Regions from separate parts of the Mus musculus genome. Here regions 1 and 3 are each linked to region 2. A link is a loop called in an ENCODE intact Hi-C map of the cell type or tissue named here. Cell type or tissue: left cerebral cortex. All regions are shown on one strand. Links, peaks and the distances in the headings refer to the core of each region. The heading gives the core; the rest is flanking DNA.

Evidence for each region. Peaks named below come from ENCODE experiments on the same cell type or tissue, not always from the same donor. Only the 100,000 strongest peaks of a DNase experiment are listed, where the experiment ranks them.
Region 1: a loop joins it to region 2, with 2.8 times the contacts of the local background. A loop is called at or near these places in 3 of 42 quality-filtered maps.
Region 3: a loop joins it to region 2, with 2.7 times the contacts of the local background. A loop is called at or near these places in 4 of 42 quality-filtered maps.

The regions. Positions count from the first base shown.
Region 1 is chr2:29,129,271-29,135,139 of GRCm38, forward strand. Setx (senataxin) reads left to right here. Exons shown (of 26, transcript NM_198033.2): 4 at 910-1,120; 5 at 4,652-4,761. Among named protein-coding and RNA genes, the nearest start is that of Setx, 7.2 kb to the left of the region's middle. In left cerebral cortex, for the core only: a CTCF peak has its summit at 1,452 (motif pointing left); no DNase peak of the experiment used is centred there.
Region 2 is chr2:28,838,993-28,844,873 of GRCm38, forward strand. It overlaps Gtf3c4 (general transcription factor IIIC, polypeptide 4), which reads right to left and starts at 1,368. Exons shown (of 5, transcript NM_172977.3): 1 at 891-1,368. The coding sequence starts at 1,235. Ddx31 (DEAD/H box helicase 31) reads left to right here and starts at 1,414. Exons shown (of 20, transcript NM_001033294.3): 1 at 1,414-1,868; 2 at 5,846-5,881. The coding sequence starts at 1,860. In left cerebral cortex, for the core only: no CTCF peak of the experiment used is centred there; a DNase peak (open chromatin) is centred at 1,401; H3K4me3 peaks cover 2,500 bases; H3K27ac peaks cover 1,485 bases.
Region 3 is chr2:28,687,269-28,693,137 of GRCm38, forward strand. It overlaps Tsc1 (TSC complex subunit 1), which reads left to right. Exons shown (of 23, transcript NM_022887.4): 23 at 1-3,904. Spaca9 (sperm acrosome associated 9) reads right to left here. Exons shown (of 5, transcript NM_027283.1): 4 at 5,644-5,791; 5 at 4,812-4,884. The coding sequence ends at 4,873. Among named protein-coding and RNA genes, the nearest start is that of Spaca9, 9.4 kb to the right of the region's middle. In left cerebral cortex, for the core only: a CTCF peak has its summit at 1,351 (motif pointing right); a DNase peak (open chromatin) is centred at 1,373.

The sequences.
Region 1 (5,869 bases), core at 397-2,896, 290 kb after region 2:
AGTGCTCTAATCAGTGAATGTGTGAATCCTACCTGCTTCATTGACTAGACAGCTCCTGTCTCTTTCCATCTCCTTAGGCTTCCTTAGTTCCTGAGATAACCCTTGTGAAGTTAGTCCACCTATAGTGGTGTAAAGTGTTCAAGTAAAAGGAAGAGTAGCACATCATATCTTAGGCAAAAGCTAGATGTGCTTAGTGAGGAAGGCATGGTAAAAGCCAAGATAGGCTGAAAGTTAAGCCTTATTTCCAAAACTTATATAGCTAAGTTGTTGGTGTCAAGAGAAATCTTTTTTGTTTGAGATAGGGTGTTTAGCTCACACTGCCTTCAAATTCTCTATAGAGCTGGTGGTGCTCTTGAGTTCTTCTGGTTCTTTTGCCTCTGCCTCTCCAGTGTTTGGGTTTCAGGTATGTATCATCACACTCAAGTCTATCTATGCTAGGCATGGAACACGAGTTTCATGCTGGCTAGGTGAGTGAGTACCTAACTCCTGAGCTACATCACACCTCTTAAACCATATTTGCTTTTTCAAACTAAATTCAGATACATCTAGTATTTTTTGGACTGCAATCATGTAAACAACTTTTACCTGCATTGGGAATTCAAACATTAGGTGAGACCTCAGTACTCACTGCCTTGCTAACCTTTAGTTCCAAGTTATGTCTGTGTGATGGGTGCTACTTTAAGCTTCTCATTTCTTCAAGACAGGGTTTCTCTGTGTAGCCCTGGCTGTCCTGGAACTCACTGTAGACCAGGCTTCCCTTGAACTCACAGAGATCCTCCTGCCTCTGCTTCCTGAGTGCTGGGAGTAAAAGTACACGCCAGCACCTCCAGGCAGTTTTCCATAGGAAAGATTCACACATAGCGTATTTTGTTAGGATAAAAAATATTGCCTGTTTTCATCCTTCTGCAGGTTTTATGGGAGCTAGAAACCTTACGCCTCGTAAGTCACTTTGAGAAGTCCATGAAGGCAGAAGCTGAAGATGACGATGATTTATATATAGTAGACAACAATGGAGAGGAACAGCTGTTTGACTGTAGTGGCCAAGATTTTGAAAATAAGCTTCGAGTTCCTCTTTTTGAAATACTGAAGTACCCTTACTTGCTTCTGCATGAGCGTGTTAGTGAGTATCTTGGGTGTATAAGTTTAAGAGTTGGAGTTGAGACTGAAGAAATGCTATAGCATTTAAGAGCATGACAGCTCTTCCAAAGGATCTGGGTTCAATTTCCAGCACCTACATGGTGGTACACACCTGGTGCACAAACTTATACATACAAAAACTTATACACATAAAATATTTAAACGTAATTGGGGTCTGTTGGGCCTGGAGACATGGCCTGGTGGTTAAGACACCTACTACTTTTGCAGAAGACCTGGGTTTGATCACCAGCCACATATCTCATAACTACAGCTCCAGGAGATTTAATGCCCTCTTGTGGCTTATATGGGCATATATCACAGTCATGTGATATACATAAACATATGTACTTGGGTATATATACTGGTACACACACAAACACATAAAATAATACATGTAAAAAACTAGTCTGAGTATAGCTTAATGGCAGAGTACTTAATTAGCTTGGTATATGTGTGAGGCCTTTGGTACAAAAAACATTTTTTTTAAATTTGTTTATCTGAGATGAAAATCATTTGGCTTTAATATATAGTTAGAATACTCCATATTTTGTGGGAACTGGAGAGATGGTTCAGGGGTTAGGAGTAATGGCTGCTCTTCCAGAGGTCCTGAGTTCAATTTCCAGCAACCACATGGTAGCTCACAACCATCTGTAATGGGATCTGATGCCCTCATCTGGTGTGTCTGAAGACAGTGACAGTGTACTCATATAAATAAAATAAAATAAAATAAAATAATTCTTTACCAAAAAAAAAAGACTTAATACTTTGTTTTCAGACAAATTGGAGCGAGCATGGTATACCCATCCAAATAGGTTCTACAATAGGCAGGTTTTGCTGCGTTTGCATTTCTTACTATGACTCTCTGTCCATCCAGGATGGCCTCGAAATCAAAGTCCTAGCTTAGCCTCCTGAGTTGGAAGAAGTGTGGGCCAACATATATACCAGGTGTAAAGAACACATTAGGACATACAGTATGCTCAATAGTTACAAATGTGGTATGTGGCCGTGGCCAGTTTGTATTAGAGTGACTAATGACAACACATTGAGTTGGTTACATTTTTTTCTTAATCCAAAATAGTCTCTCTGCACACACATGGGTGTTTGTTTTGGTGTTGTACTGGGGATTGAACCCAGAATTCTGCACACCTTAGGCAAGCACTCTATATCCCTAGCTGCCTTTATTTATTTATTATATGTGAGTACACTGTAGCTGTCAGACACACCAAAAGAGGGCATTGGATCCCATTACAGATGGCTGTGAGTCACCATGTGGTTGCTGGGAATTGAAGTCAGGACCTCTGGAAGAGCAGCCAGTGATCTTTAAGGCTGAGCCATCTCTCCAGCCCCTCTCTAGCCTTCTTAGTATTGTCTGTTTTGAGACAGCATGTCACTAAGTTGCCAGGCTGGCCTTGAATTCACTCTGTAGCTTGGGCAGGCTTTGAATTTGAGATCCTTTCACTTCAGCCTCCCCAGGATATGGGATTTACAGGCTCCTGCCACCCGGCCCATCTATACCTTTTTTTTTTGCTATGTGACTTGCACTATAAAATACACACTTTATGCAGTTTTTATTTTACTGTGATATTTTTTATTTTCCTTTAATTAAAGTCTTTTTGAAACAGGGTCTCTCCTTGTAGCCCTGGCTACACTAGTACTGACCATGTAAATCATGCTGGCCTTGATCTCTAGAGATTGGTGAATCCCTCTGGGATGTTGGCATTATAGGCTTATGTCACCAAGTACTTTTTTTTTTTTTTTTTTTGGTTTTTCGAGACAGGGTTTCTCTGTATAGCCCTGGCTGTCCTGGAACTCACTTTGTAGACCAGCCTGGCCTTGAACTCAGAAATCCGCCTGCCTCTGCCTCCCAAGTGCTGGGATTAAAGGCGTGCGCCACCACCGCCAGGCCCCAAGTACTTCTTTTTGATTAGATACATTACTATATTCCAAGTAATTTGGTTTTTAAACTGAAGATCTTTTAAACATTTTCACTTAATATTTTTTTCTGTGTATGAATATTTTGTCTGCATGTATGTCTATCCACTTCATATACGCAAGGACCCAAAGAGTTTGGAAGATGTTTGACCCTTTGGAACTGGAGTTAAATTAAAGATCGTTGTGAGCCACCATGCAGGTGCTTGGAGTCAAATTCCAGGTCCTCTGGAAGAGTAGTCAGTGCTTTGGCTTTCAACACCTGAGCCATTTCTTATGCCCTTTAAACATTTATTTAAAAAAAAAAAACCAAATGTATCCATAGATGAATGCCAGGGCTGGAGAGATAGCCCCGCAGTTAAGTGCACTTCCTGCTCTTGTAGAAGACTTATTCAGTTTCCAGGTCCTGCATGGCAGCTCACAACTATCAGTAACTCCAGACTCTTCGGGATCTGACAGCCCATCCTGTTCTGATCTCTGTGGGCACAGATCTTTTTGGTGTGCAAACATGCGTGCAGGCAAAATATTCATATACATAAAGATATTTAAAAAATTTAAAAATCCATTAAAGTGTATATAAGCTTGAAGATTGTTTATACTTTCATGTATAAAAAAGTATTGCAGCAGTTCCCAGTAAGCTGATGGAGTCATAAATCATCCTCCAAGTTTGGCGTGGTGGCGCACGCCTTTAATCCTTCCCAGGCAGGTGGATTTCTGAGTTCAATGCCAGCCTGGGCTACAGAGTGAGTTCTAGGACAGCCAGGGCGATACAGAGAAACCCTGTCTCGAAAAACCAAAAAAAAAAAAAAATCGTCCTCCAAAGCTAGCTTGTTATTAGTATAGTATTTTTTTGAAGCTTGGCTTAAAAATTAAAGTTGATTTAAATTGATTTTTTAAATCTGATAGAGAAAGTTAATTGATTAATAAATGCAGATGAGATGACTATCCATTAGGAGAAGACGTTCCCTTGTTTTAACTTTAGTCCAGGTGCAAGATACTGGACCTGTAACCATGCTACTGAGATATGTTGGAAATAATTACCGAAAATATAAATACATGTTTTAGTAAATTCCATTCATAATCACAATGAAAAGTCTTTCAGAGCTGGAATGTAACTCAGTAGTAGTTTGCCTAGCGTGTTTTAAGAACTAGATTTGATTTCCAGCATTAAAAAAATATATATATATACACACACATATATATATACATATACACATACATATATGTACATATATTTACATACATATATAAATATGTATATGTGTGTGTATATAATAAATAGGTAAATATTGGTCTTACCAACAATTGCAGCATAAGGGTGGTTTTTTTCCCCCCCTTCCCCTGAGACAGGGTTCCTCTGTGTAGCCCTGGCTGTCCTGCAATTAAACTCTGTAGACCAGGCTGGACTCAAACTCAGAAATCCGCCTGCCTCTGCCTCCTGAGAGCTGGGATTAAAGGCGTGAGCATAAGAGTTTTTAATGCCTTGTTAAAAAAAAATGATTAACGTTTATTTACAAAATAACCTAAGAGCCATTTTTAGCCTCTTGAGGCCCAAAATTTAATCATTTGTTATCTTTCTATCTAGATGAACTGTGTGTGGAAGCGCTTTGCCGAATGGAACAAAACAATTGCTCCTTTCAGGTTTTTGACAAATATCCAGGCATCTATTTGTTTTTGGTTCATCCCAATGAAATGGTGAGTGTGAGTGGTAGGCAGTGTTAGTATTGGCTTTACTTTGTACGTGTTAGATAGCTTTAATTATAGATTTAGTATGTATTTTGTTTAAAATATTGGTTAAGGTTTTTACTCTTTTTATATTTGTGCATTTAGGTAGACCAGTATATTATTGGGAGTGTCGTGAATTTAAGAGGGCAGGAGAATACTTGCTGATAGGTGATACTTGAGTTTAAAAGACAAGAAAAGTAGTTTGTCTTTCAGCGTGTCTGTCCCAGTGAGGGTTTATGTTGCTGTGATAAAGTACTGGTCAGAGCAACTTTGGAAGGAAGGAAAGGATTTGGTTCATAATATACTGCCACATCACAGTCTATCAAAGGAAATCAGGAGCCTGGAAGCAGGATCTGAAGCAGATACCATGGAGGAATACTACTTACTGCCTTTCTTAGCATACTTTCATGTACAATCCAGAGCCATCTGTCTAGGGGGAGAAGAGATACCACCCATAGTGGGCTCAGCCCTCCCATGTCAGTCATTAAAATGGTACCACAGACTTTTTTGTTTTTAAATTGAGATTTCTTCTTTCGAAATATTTCTAGGTTTGTGTTAGGTTGACAAAATTAACCAGCATAGTATCAAACTGAACTAATAGAAGAGTCTCACTTTGTTGCTGAGATACATGGAAATGGCATTGAAATATTAATTTTGCTAATAAGTGGGATTGAAGGGGTGCAATTATAGGGGATAGGTTGGAGCAAGAAAAATTCCAAGGTGCTAGAGATGAGAAAGATAAAATTCAGAGAGTGGCCAAGAACAGATGCAGAGATCGCCCCTAAGCATAGAAACAGGCCGTGAGACAGCCTACACATACAGTTCCATGTACACCAGCAGTTAGAATGGAGTCAATACTTTATGTCACCCCTGAGCATAGAAACAGGTCGTGAGACAGCCTACACATACAGTTCCATGTACACCAGCAGTTAGAATGGAGTCAATATTTTACGTCACCCCTGAGCATAGAAACAGATCGTGAGACAGCCTACACATACAGTTCCATGTACACCAGCAGTTAGAATGGAGTCAATACTTTACGGCAATTGCTGAAAAGTCTGTTTTGCCAAAATAATGG
Region 2 (5,881 bases), core at 1-2,500:
TAAGACTACATTATTTGTTCATGACCTGCCAAAGGATAAATAACCTCCTTGAGGGCAGGGGCTGTCTCTACTCTGATTTATCCCAGACTCCATTGGGCACCTACTCACTTGACACACACCCACTTTGACAGATTACCTACTGCATATACATACAGAAGGTATAAATAAAATAAAAGTAAGTTTTTACATTTATAGACTATGAAAAGGAACATCGCTCACTAAAGTAAACCATGTTTGAAAATGGTTACATTAATACAACAAAAATTAGAAACTCTACAGTTCAGGAGCAAACTTGGGTTATATGAAGTTGAAGGCAGTAAATTTATAGAGTTACAGAGACCTTGGACTTGGAAGTCTAAGCACCTGATGCTCTCCGAGGTTTTATTTTTCATCACACTTCCAGATTTAAGAGCTGTCTACCCAAGGAGACACAAGGACCGTTCACAATGAAACCGTCAAACAGGTAACGAAATAGATCAGTTTTTCTTCTCAAAGCAAAAGTGGCGCGAGAGGAGGGCGCTTGCATTACAGAATGAAAACACAAAGCCAGCCCAGGGCCTGGGGAGTTGGCCCCAGACAATAGGAGCAACGGTAGACAGGTCAGGGGTTGGGTCAGCTGCGGGGTGGAGTCACAAGAGTTCCAGAAATCCCGGGGCTAACGGCTCTAACTGTTCCATCCACCAGTAATGAAGGAATGGATAGCGGATCCTGGCTGGGGGGGCGGGGGTGTCTAGGAACAGTGAAGACGCTTGCACGACTTTTTAAAAGCTGCGGCGAGGCTAGCCCCTTCATTAAGAGTTGGATGCACATGGAATCCTAGAGCCGGGTGCAGGCCAGCTTCCCTTGGGATCCGTGGCGCGTCCGCGGGAGAAGCGGTGGAGGCGACTTACCTTGAGGAGGCAGCTGTTGAGAGGTGCGGGTACCGAGGTGCGGTGGATCACCAGATCCTGGCCTGGGTTGTGCACATCGCAGATAAGCTCCAGCACGGCGACGCTGCGAGCCGTGGACACAGACACGCGGTGGTCCTCAGACCAGGAGAGCGGCTCTAACCCGCTCACCGCGTATTGCAGCTTCACGGCAGGCTCCCGCCGAGTCACCATGAGGCGAAACGAGGCGCTGGGCCCGGGGGCCGCGTCGGCAGCCGCCTCCTTCCCGCCCCCTTCGTCCTTCTCCTCTGCGGGCGGCGAGGGCTCGTCGGCCTTGGGCCCCACCAGGGCCTGGTCCGCCTCGCTCATCTTACTAGGAGCGAGGAGGTCGGGTTACCGGCACACTGAACGCTCGCCACCTTGCCCCGGCCTCTCCCAGCGCCCTCCGCGCCCGTTCACTCCCCGCAGGCCCCGAGCGCCACCGAGCCAGAAAGGACCCCGTCGTTGCTAGGCAACGCCACCCTGCTAGATGGCCGTGGAGCTGCCTGTCTGGAAAGTGCGCTCCGGTAGGGCTGACCCGAGGCGCGCCTGCAGACACGCGGAGAAGGTGGGCGCTTCAGAGAGTCCCTTTCCTAGACACTGGGTGCTAGGTCCGACTAAGAGCCCACGGGAGAGTGAGCCTCCGTGGGTGACTGAAAAGCTGAGAAGACCAGCGTGGTGGCTAAAGGAGACCCTGCTGGGTGGGCGGCGCTCGGCCTCTTCCGGTTTCGGAGGCGTGTGAGGCCTCTTGTCTCCCGCCGGTGCGTGCCGTCCCGGCTCCCGGACCCGGAAGGGGCGGCGGCGGACCGGCGATAGTTGCGAAGATCCTCCCTCTCCACGTGCTACCTGGGCTCCCTGCTGGTTCCGCGGCTCCGCACTTGGGCTTTGGCTACTGTCTGCAGCACTTTGCCTGACCGGCCTTCCAGGACGTGCTTCGGACGCACTCAGGTCCAGATGAAGCGGGTGAGTGCAACCCCAGCCCGGGAGGTGCCACAGTGATCAGGTCCGGTCGAGTTCTTTAAGATGTCCAGAGGGGCTGCCGGGCTGCTCTCGGAAACACGTGAACGAGCGGGGAACCCCGCCTTGGGAGCAAGAGACCGGCGGGCTCCTGAGATTGTCTGAGAACTTAGGTTAGAATTGCAGGCTGTAGTAACTAGTCAAGTTCTTGAGACTAGCTGGGGGGAGGGGGGGACGGGACGGGGGACTAGTCAGCATAAGGATTGGAGGCTGGGTGTATCCAAGCTGGAAAATAATGCCTGAGACATGAGGTCTTAACTGTCGGGAGCCAGGTCTTCTGCTGGCAGGAAGGGTCACTTCTGTTAGGAATGGAGACTGGACTCGGTTCTTTGAGCTTTTAAACGGGACGTTTTCATCCACGTATCCGTTCCCTCGAGAGGAGAAAAGTGACTCTTACAGCAAAAAGATGGTTTTAGGGTTGCTGGTTTATCTTCTTGAAAGTGGGAAGATGTGATAGGAGGCTTCATCCCCCTCACCCAAAAGATAATAATGAAATACAAATTGCCCAGCCAGTTTCAGGTCAACCAATGCTTTTAAACTCCTTTGACTAACACACCCACTGCCTAGTTGCACCTTGGTAGAAGGAAGGAGGGACCTTATTAAGCTTAGAAGGTGATGAGTAAGGACTCTTCAGCAAGCCATTGGTATAGTTGAAACTATGTGGGAGGAGAAATACAGACAACCCTCCGGATAGTGGAGGAGAGGGCATAGGATTTACTGTAGGGTAGACCTGGGCTGGTATAGATGTCAGCTTTGGAATACAGTAGTCTATGTGACTTGGGGGGAGTTAGTCTCTCCTATCCATAAATAGGAACACGAATTTGTTTTATAGAAGATTGTTATGAGACTCCAATGGGATACCTGCAATAACTGCATATTGTCTGGTCCTTAGAGGCAGTTGCTATGTGCCAGTAATAGAAATAAAATCAATTGTGTTTCCTTTGAGGAAGTAGACAGCTGCCTTAGGTCAGCAGCATTGAATCAGGCTTGTGGCATATGCCCAGCCCTGTAGCAGGAACATGCATCTTGCTTACCCAGTTATGCAAGGCTTTTGAGTTCCATCCTCAACTATACAAAAAGAAGAAGAAAAAGAAATTCAAAATTTAATTGAGTGAACAGATTTTATCGTTACTTCAACTGTTGTTTCAAAAGTGATTAAGAGATAATGCAGGCTGGGTGTGGTGGCACATGCCTTTAATCCCAGCACCGAGGAGGTAGAAGCCATTGAATCTCTGAGTTTGAGACCATAATGAGTTCCAGGACAACTAGAACCACATAGTGAGGACTTCTCTCAAAAGGAAAAAAAAAAAAAAAAAAAGGGGGAGGGGGAGGCAATAGAGGCCAGTGAGATGTCTCAGTGGGTGAAGGTGCTTGTGGCTGAGTCTGATGTTCAGAGTTTAATCCTAAGACTTATGTAAAGGGGGAAGGAGAGAGCTCATAGTTGTCAGGTGACCTCTGCATGCTGACCATGACATATGTGCTCACACCCAAACTAATAACGGTACTGCAGGTACCCACCGAGGCCTTGATAATCTGTGCTTTGGTTTATGTATCCAAGTGGGAGTGGAAGATGTGCTGAGCAGATATGCTTAATGAGGGAGCTCGGTGTGGATAACTAATAGACTATTTGGAAGACCCTTCACAGCTTAAATTGGGTTGCTCTGTCTTAATACTATGAAAAATATTTTCTTAAGGATGTTTTCTGGTTATTAAAGTAATAGAGTTTCATTTAAGAAAAATTAAAAGATATAACCCCTCCTACAGTTGCCATTCCCAGAAATAACTTTCAGCATTTGATGTATAGCCTTCAAAGAAACATGACTATATGATCTTTTCTAGCCAAATAGGCTATCGTTAATCAGGCATCTCAGCATTATCTTCATGGAAGAGCACAGTACATTCTGGGAATTTAAGAAAGACTGGCAAAGGGTAAAGGTGAACTTGAAGCTGAGGAGATGGGTAGAGGTTGTATTCTAGAGGCTTCCTAGATCTCCCTGGAGATTTTTCAGTGTTAGCCTAACAGCCGTGGAGAACCTGCTTGAATTTAGCACTTGTTTTGTTTGTGTCTTACTCTAGCCTGGTAGCTGGGAACTCACTTTGTTGCCCAGGCTGACCTAAAACTCAGCAGTCCTCCTGCCTTAGGCTTGTGAGTGCTGGGCTTCTATGTGTGAGCTGTCGTGTTAGCTTCTGAGTACTTGTTTTTGAGAGACTCTGACTTGTCTGTAACGGGTGAGTAGAATTTGCAGGTGTCTCAGTCTGTGTGCTACCTGGTGTGTTTAGTCTAAGGACGGGAAGAGGGAAGATGTGTAATAAGGGAGACCCTCTGCTTGCTGTTGCTGCAGTACCATTCATCATGATGGGACCTGGAGACTCAAGGAGGCAAGTCTAATCTTGATTGGTTGAAAAGCCTCCTAAACCTGAGAGTGGCTTGGAACAGAATAGGTTCCATCCTGAGTGGAGGAGCTCTGTGGACTGAGACTGCTAGTTCTGCTCAAGAAACTTGTGGTAGGGTGACCTTCAGGCCTTTTGTAACTGTCAGGTGAGGCTTGCAAATCTTGTGCTCTCTGACAAAAGACCCAACAGACATGAAAGCTGGCTTTATTTTCCTTTATCTGGAAAATTCATAAACTTGGAACTTTGCAGAAACAAATTTTAAGATGAAGTAGGATTATTTTACTAATATTCAATATTTCAAATTGTATTCATTGAATTCTTTAGAGGAATTCTTATGATTGCCAGGAAAAGAAACTTCTCCTTTTCATTGGTAGATTGGTCTGAAGCTGACAGTCTTTGTGTAACAAGTGATTGTATAAACACAAGTCATTGTTTCAAGTAAAGAGGAAGAGAATGTATACTAAAACTGAAGGCATTGGCTACTCATAGCCTTGTTCAGGCTGGAAGTAAAGATGTTTCTTCTAGAGCAGTGGTTCTCAACCTTCCTAATGCTGCAACCCTTTAATACAATCCCTCATGCTGTGGTGACCCCAACATTAAATTATTTTCATTGCTACTTCATAACTACTATTGCTCCAGTTATGAATCACAATGTAAATATATGGTATGCAACCCCTGTGAAAGGGCTGTTTGCCCCCCCAAAGGAAAGGAGAACTGTTGAGACTCCCTGTTCTAGAAGTTTGGGCACCATGCAAATGCATGCATCACATTCGTGTTGTGAGGACAGGCAACAGGTGAGAAGCACCTGACGGTGTGTCTGTGATCAGCAATCAGGCAGGGACTCTAAAGGCAAGGAGGGTTGGAAACAGTACGATAGCAGTGATGGATGGAGCGACGCTCTCATTTGGAGTGGGGATGGCAAGTAGGAACTGACTCCAGACCATCTGAATCTGAGCAGCTCAAGGGAAAAAGACGACAGATCCAAGCCCTAGGGAAGAACAGTAATGACAGTTTCCACTTCCTGGGCACGCACTGGTTCGACATCCCATTTAACAAATGGTCTTGTCTTAACATGCTTTGTTGGTTAAAAAATAAAGAACAGATTTCATTTCCCTGTGTGTCTCTGTTCTCACATAAAACGGACTCCTAGGGGTGTAGTTTAACTTAATAAGTATGAGTGCTTAATCACAAAGTAGATTCTTGCTTCCCTTAGAATGGACTGAATTGATTAATGTCAGCTGGCAGGACACTTCTCTCTTCCTGCTCCCACTCTCATCTTGGGCAACTTAACAGTTCAGATGGATGGAGGACTGCTAGATGAACGGACTGAGATTGTGTGTCTTCCCCCACCCCCATTTCAGATGAAGCCAAAGAATCTGGTTGTAAACCCTAAACTGATGGTTGGCATATGGGGCGTAATGATCTCTGCAGGAAGAGATACATTCTGTGGGCAGTCAGGCTTCACTCTGAGGATTGTCTTCATGGACTAATGCACCTCTTCTTGATCTTTCCTTTTGGGAACAACACAGCAAGCAGAGGCTACCAAGAGAAAGCACCAAGTGTCC
Region 3 (5,869 bases), core at 397-2,896, 150 kb before region 2:
GCTTGTGCGGTGGGAATGGGACAGAGGTCCTTCTGACAGAGGGCAGAGAGTGGGATGGTGGCTTTTGGGTCTGGCATTGAGACGCTTCCTTCACCTCCCCTAGCCTTTCATTTACCCAGCAGTGTGTACTGATTGAGGGTCTGTGCTTCACTCTCTCCTCCCACCAAATGGTTATGTCATTTGAACCTGTGCAATATGAGGCCAAATTTCATCTTTGGGTCCAATATGCCACTCTGCTTTCCTGAGGTTCAGACAACTGGGTGGCTCTTGGGTAGACCAGGCAACTAGTGGCACTGCAGGTAAGTCCAGTTTGTCCCTTGCAGGAGGATAGAGCCTACAGAGCTGTCTTTACAGGAGCGTTCCCACTGCTTTTGGTTCTGAAGTTCAGCATCTAAGCCACAGATCTAGAGAAACTGGCTCACTCACCTCTGCCTTTTCTTGGCAGCTCTGATATGATTCCTAGAAGGTTCTGTGAGAATACCAGCTGCTTTGACAGTGCAGTTGCCACTGTGGAGGCCACACTGCCTTAACTCTCTGGAAAGCTCTTACCCCTCTGCCCCACTACCTCTTATTTATTTGGTATTTGCTTGAATGCTGGCACCATGCTGCCTGTGGGTGGGTGTACAGGTGTTCGTTCTGCAATCTGCAGACAGTGGGGAGTGGTCACTAGGAGAGGCACCTACGATGCCCGTGCTTATGTGGATGTGTGCCTCTGGCTGGTCATGGTTCCACCCTTCAGCCTGTTTGCCTCCCCTTGGTCCCCTCGGGTCCAGCTGCCTTGTGATGCTGCAGCAGACAGGCTCGGGAAGTCAGGGCCTCCTAGGAGCTTATGTGATGATCACTCTCGGCTGAGGGGTTGCCTCACCTTACTAGGTTCTCACAGCTTTTACACCAACTCCAACTTCAGGAAAGACCCTCCCTGGAGCTTCATATCAAACATTTCTGTTAGGAACAGCAGAGTAACTCAGAGTCTGATAAAGGCTGGTGGCCTATACCACTGCCTGGCCTCATGCTCACAAGAGGTGACATTGGTCACTGCCAGAACACAGTGGTGGCAGAATCCAAACTCAACCAATGCTCCTGAAATAAATGCTCGAAGTGAAAGAATTGTTGCCTGATATTCTGGCCCAGGCAAGGAGAGACTAGGAAGGAGCCATGAGCTTGGATTGCTTGTTTCTATTCTGTAAGAAGAGGGTTTAGCTACAACAAAGCTAAAAACAACAACAAAATGGTACGAATCTTACTGAATAGGAAAGTTTACAGCCTGAGGATGAAAGTCTGAAGTGTGGCAGTAAATATCCTAGCATCCCTAAGTAAGGCAAGACTTAACGCCCACAGGAAGGCGTGCCACTAACCCCTCAGACCAGCAGAGGGCAGCCACTGCCCCTGAACACTTGGAGTGTGGGTGACAGTGATGGCATGCTTTTTCATGTAGTTCTGCCCAAAGCAAAGCTTAAGACCCAGGATTCTCTCACCCAAGCCATTGGAGAAGTGGGCAGATTGACAGATCTCACAGGTAGTCACAGTTTCCAAGAGTTACCACCTCCACCACCAAGGTCTGTCAGAGAACAGAGCATTTAGGAAGAAAACTTAGACTGTACAGGTGATGAAAGTTTCTGGAGAGGAGCATGGTAAGGTAAGCTAACATGCAGGCTGCCATCTCCACAGACTTCACCTGGGCCTTCTGCACTTTCCTCCAACCTCTTCCCATACCCAGCGACAGAGCCTGAGCATCCTATGTGGCTTGAGTTCTAGAAGGCTGTTAAGACTTTCCCACCTAAGGTTGGAGGACTGTGCCCCTGAGACATCTTTAAGGCACTTAACCTAAACATTGACTCCTTTCAAAGGACTTCAGGGTCAGTGGGTGGTTGGGTGGAGGCTTCTGTTTTAGAGAGCAGTGACAGTTGACCTAGGAGTCAGTAGGTCACCTGGTCTAGTTGTGCGCACCAGGAAGCTTCTGAGGAGCAGCTGGAGTCCTGGGCCAAGGAGTAGAAACCCTGGTGGGTTTCATGGTGGCATAGTGTGGGGAGGGGGTGGGGGGTTGAATGGCCTTCATCCTGTCATCACTCGGACTGTGTGCTGTGCTTGCTAACGGGCTCCAAGGAAACTGGAGGCTGTGTCTCATGCAGTCCAGAATCTGTTAGAAGCAGCCCTACCATGTCACTGCAGTGTAGGAGATGGGTGCCCAGGAGAAGAGCTAAGTGCATATTTCTATGTAATATCCCTGCCTGCAAGCTAAGACTGTGCTTTAGGAGCCAGGGCAACATGGCAGGGAGCATGAGGAGACAGGCTCTAAGTGGCATCTCCAGGCACCAGCAGTGAGTGCTGACCTCTTTCGGGGGAAAAAAGGCTTAATCTTCTGGACTAAGCTGCAGAAGGTTCCAACTGTGTGACATGATTAGCAGGGAGTCACTCTTCTTAGAAGGCAAGCTGTCACAACCCAGGAAAAGTCTGGTAGCCACTGGTGGTTTAAAAAGCAGACAAAAGTCTCTCTGCCCCATGCTGCTGTAGCCAGTGACCAAGCACCTCCCAGGTTGGTGGTGGCACCATAGGTGACAAGCGATAGACTCAGGATCACTTGCAGAGTCTGTGGGCTCTAGTGCTCAAAGGAGAATGAGAAAATGTTAGTAGTCAAGGATAAAAGGAGCTGTGAGCTGACCACAGAGCTCAGGCTGGCAGGAAGCTTAGAAAGCAAGGGGTGACGACTAAGTGAGTGTGCCCAGCCAGCCAGGGGGCGGGGAGGGGGGGGACGGCGGAGGGAAGACCATACACCTGAGGTCAGAACTAAGTAGCAAAGGCATGCCACATGGTAAGGTGGGAGACACAGGACACCCTGGTAGAGGTGTGGGCATTGCACAGGCTCAGTTTGCACTGCAGCATGTGGTCTGCCTCAGCCAGAGGCCAGTGGCCCTGCAGCCGAGGACTGAGTCCGCTGCACCTTCGCCCCAGGGCCATGCTTTAAACCCACTGCCATGTGCACTGGAAACACAGCCAGTGTGAGGATGTTTGTGTCCACCCAGAGGCGCCTCATTGCCCTGGGTTTAGCCTGTAGGAGGGTGGGGGGACATCACTGGGCTGCTGCTTCCACCCTTGTTATTCAGCTTCCTGGTTTGTGAGCCCCTGGTGTGTTCAGGGGAGCAGTGCTTCTGTCTCTGGTATCACCCTGAGTTTTTAAATGCTGTATAGAAGAGCAGCAGTAGCTACAACAAACTGCATCCTAACCACTTTTGGTGTCAGAATGAAATTAATGGGGGCAGAGAGGTGTCCTTCCCTTCCCGGAGCCCCAGTATTATCCACCCCTGGATAAGTAGGCAGCCTGAGCCACTGGAGGATGGTCTTTCATAAGACCCCTGGGGATCAAGGGCTCCAGACTGACGCCTCCTCCTGCCTCTGCTCACACAGTGTCGGAAGGGAGAGGAGGACTTGATGCTGTTGACTCCCTGGCAAACCAGAGGCAGGCAGGCAGGCGTTTTTTTGCACTAGGAAGATTCAATGGTCACCCTTCATGAGACTGGACCACAAACATGATGCAGAGGAGCAGGTTTTGCTAAGACATAGTTTAGTTTTATAATCAATCATGGATGAAGCAGATATGGCTAACTTGGGAGTTTAAGGGGGGGTGTGATATTCCCATCAGTGAAAACGAATCAGATTTTAAAAAAAAAAAAACTTTTTAGTTCAATGGAAGTCACTTCTCAAAAGGTTTAAATGTTCCCACTAAGATATGATCTTAAAAGCATGTCAAACAATCCAAATCAGATGCCATAAATATGGGCTGCAGGAGAACATGGGACAGTCTCAGTGAATGGAATCAAAGGTTTGCTGTCTTTAGAATGTTCTAAAATGTCAAGGCAGTTGCTTGTGTTTAACTGTGAACAAATAAAGATTTATTGTTTTGCACTCCGCAGTGTTGATGGAGTGACTCTGTGCTGGCTGTGGGGACGTGTGGGTGAATGAGATGGTCCAAGGCACTGTGAGCAGACTGCATGGTGGCATGGACGGGGGTGGACGGTTAGTAACAGCTACTGGACTTGGGCTGGAGAACAAATAATTCATCAGTCTAAAACTCACGGCCCTACGTAAAAGCAATGTGTGGAAGAGGGCTACCTCCAATAGCATGGCTACCCTAGTCTCCATCCCAAGTCCTTCTGATGGAACCTAGCAGAAGCTTACCCTGCTCTTGGTCAGCTGTATTGTGATATGCCATTACCACCTGCTTGCCTGGTGCCCCTGCCCTTCAAGTATCGAGCAGAGGTAAGAGTGGGCAGAAACTGTACAAACTACAGGGCAGTGCTTCACCCAGGACATGTAATTACTGCATTGCTCATCTTTTTTTGTTGTTGTTGTTTTGTTTTTGTTTTGTTTTTTTTTTGAGACAGGGTTTCTCTGGGTAGCTCTGGCTGTCCTGGAACTCACTCTGTAGACCAGGCTGGCCTCGAACTCAGAAAACTGCCTGTCTCTGCATCCCAAGTACTGGGATTAAAGGTGTGCGCCACCACTGCCCAGCTGCACTGCCCATCTTAACAGCAGGAGACGGTGGTGGCAGTTTTTTGCTTGTGTGAATTGGTCTCTTGTCTGAATAGGTCTCTTACCAGACAGAGAGTTCACCCATGGAGAAGCCTGCAGGCTGGCCTCAGTGGCCTGAGCTTTCCAGAGGCAGTCTGCTCTGAAGGTAAGTGCTTGGCTTGGCTGCAGAGGCCTTGGTGATGTTCAGGAGGGCCCTTTGACTGTATGGCTACTACCCAGTGTCCTCTGGTGTCTTACAAGTACAGGGATTTTGTCGGGTAAATCCCAGGAAACCAAGCCAGGCAGAGAAGTGGTAGAACACTTTATTCTTGAATGTCTCCCCCTGAGGAAGCAACAGTACAGAAGCTATGTCGTCCCCTGTGAAGGGAAAAATCAACAGTCAGACCTCACATCTGTCAAGCTGAGATGCCAGGATTATACATCTTATAGTGTGGGTAGACTAGACTGCCATCAAGACCAGGCTGCTTGTCCTCCTCACGAGACACAAAACAGAATTCTTCTGACTTCTGCCATGGTCTCCCTCTCTCAACTAAAAGAGCAAACATCCCTTATTTTGGTCTCAAGACCTGAACACAAGTGAGCTCAGCCTTCTAATCCACACACTTGTTGATGAGAGACCTTCCAGCTCATCTTCAGTTTGCCTTTGTGGGTCAAAGAGCTAAGTGGGCTCCCCTCCAGCTGGCATTCTACAGAGCCAGAGGCCACAGTGTGGGCAGGAGGCCTGGGCATCAGCACATCGTCCTTCCTCTGGGACGCACCCTGCCAACACCATATTGTCTGGGCAGCTCCATGAGAGGGGATCCTTTCATCAACACGGAGGTCAAGAGGCGGAAATGTTAGAAGTGAAAGGCAAGAGAGAGATTCTCAATAGTGTATTGGCCCTAGCGAGAATGGATGACCAGTGGAAGCCAAGTACATTGACAGCAGTTACAGTTTCCCACCAGGTGGCCTCCAGGGTGGTCTCGGGGTGTCTTTGTCTTTCCCACTAGGTTTGATGCTCTCTTTTGCAAGCTGCCTATACTTGTGTTTTCCTAACCACTGCTGGGTAACCGTGGGCTGGGCAGGTCTGGTAGTGGCTGGTGCTGCGGTTGCCAGGTTACCCGGGATTTCACTCACATGCTGCAGCACTTTGCGAGGCAGCTTCTCAGAATGAGCAATCCACTCTTTCATAAAGTCCAGGACTATAGGGATGAGGCTGACCACGCCTCCATAGTGGTTCCTGGCCTCATCGCAGCTGAGGTGGTTAACCACTTCGTGCGGATACCTGCAGGATAGTGAGCAGGTGGTGAGACTTACTGAGGGAACTTGATCTCATGGACTAGAGGTGTAAGAACTAGACACA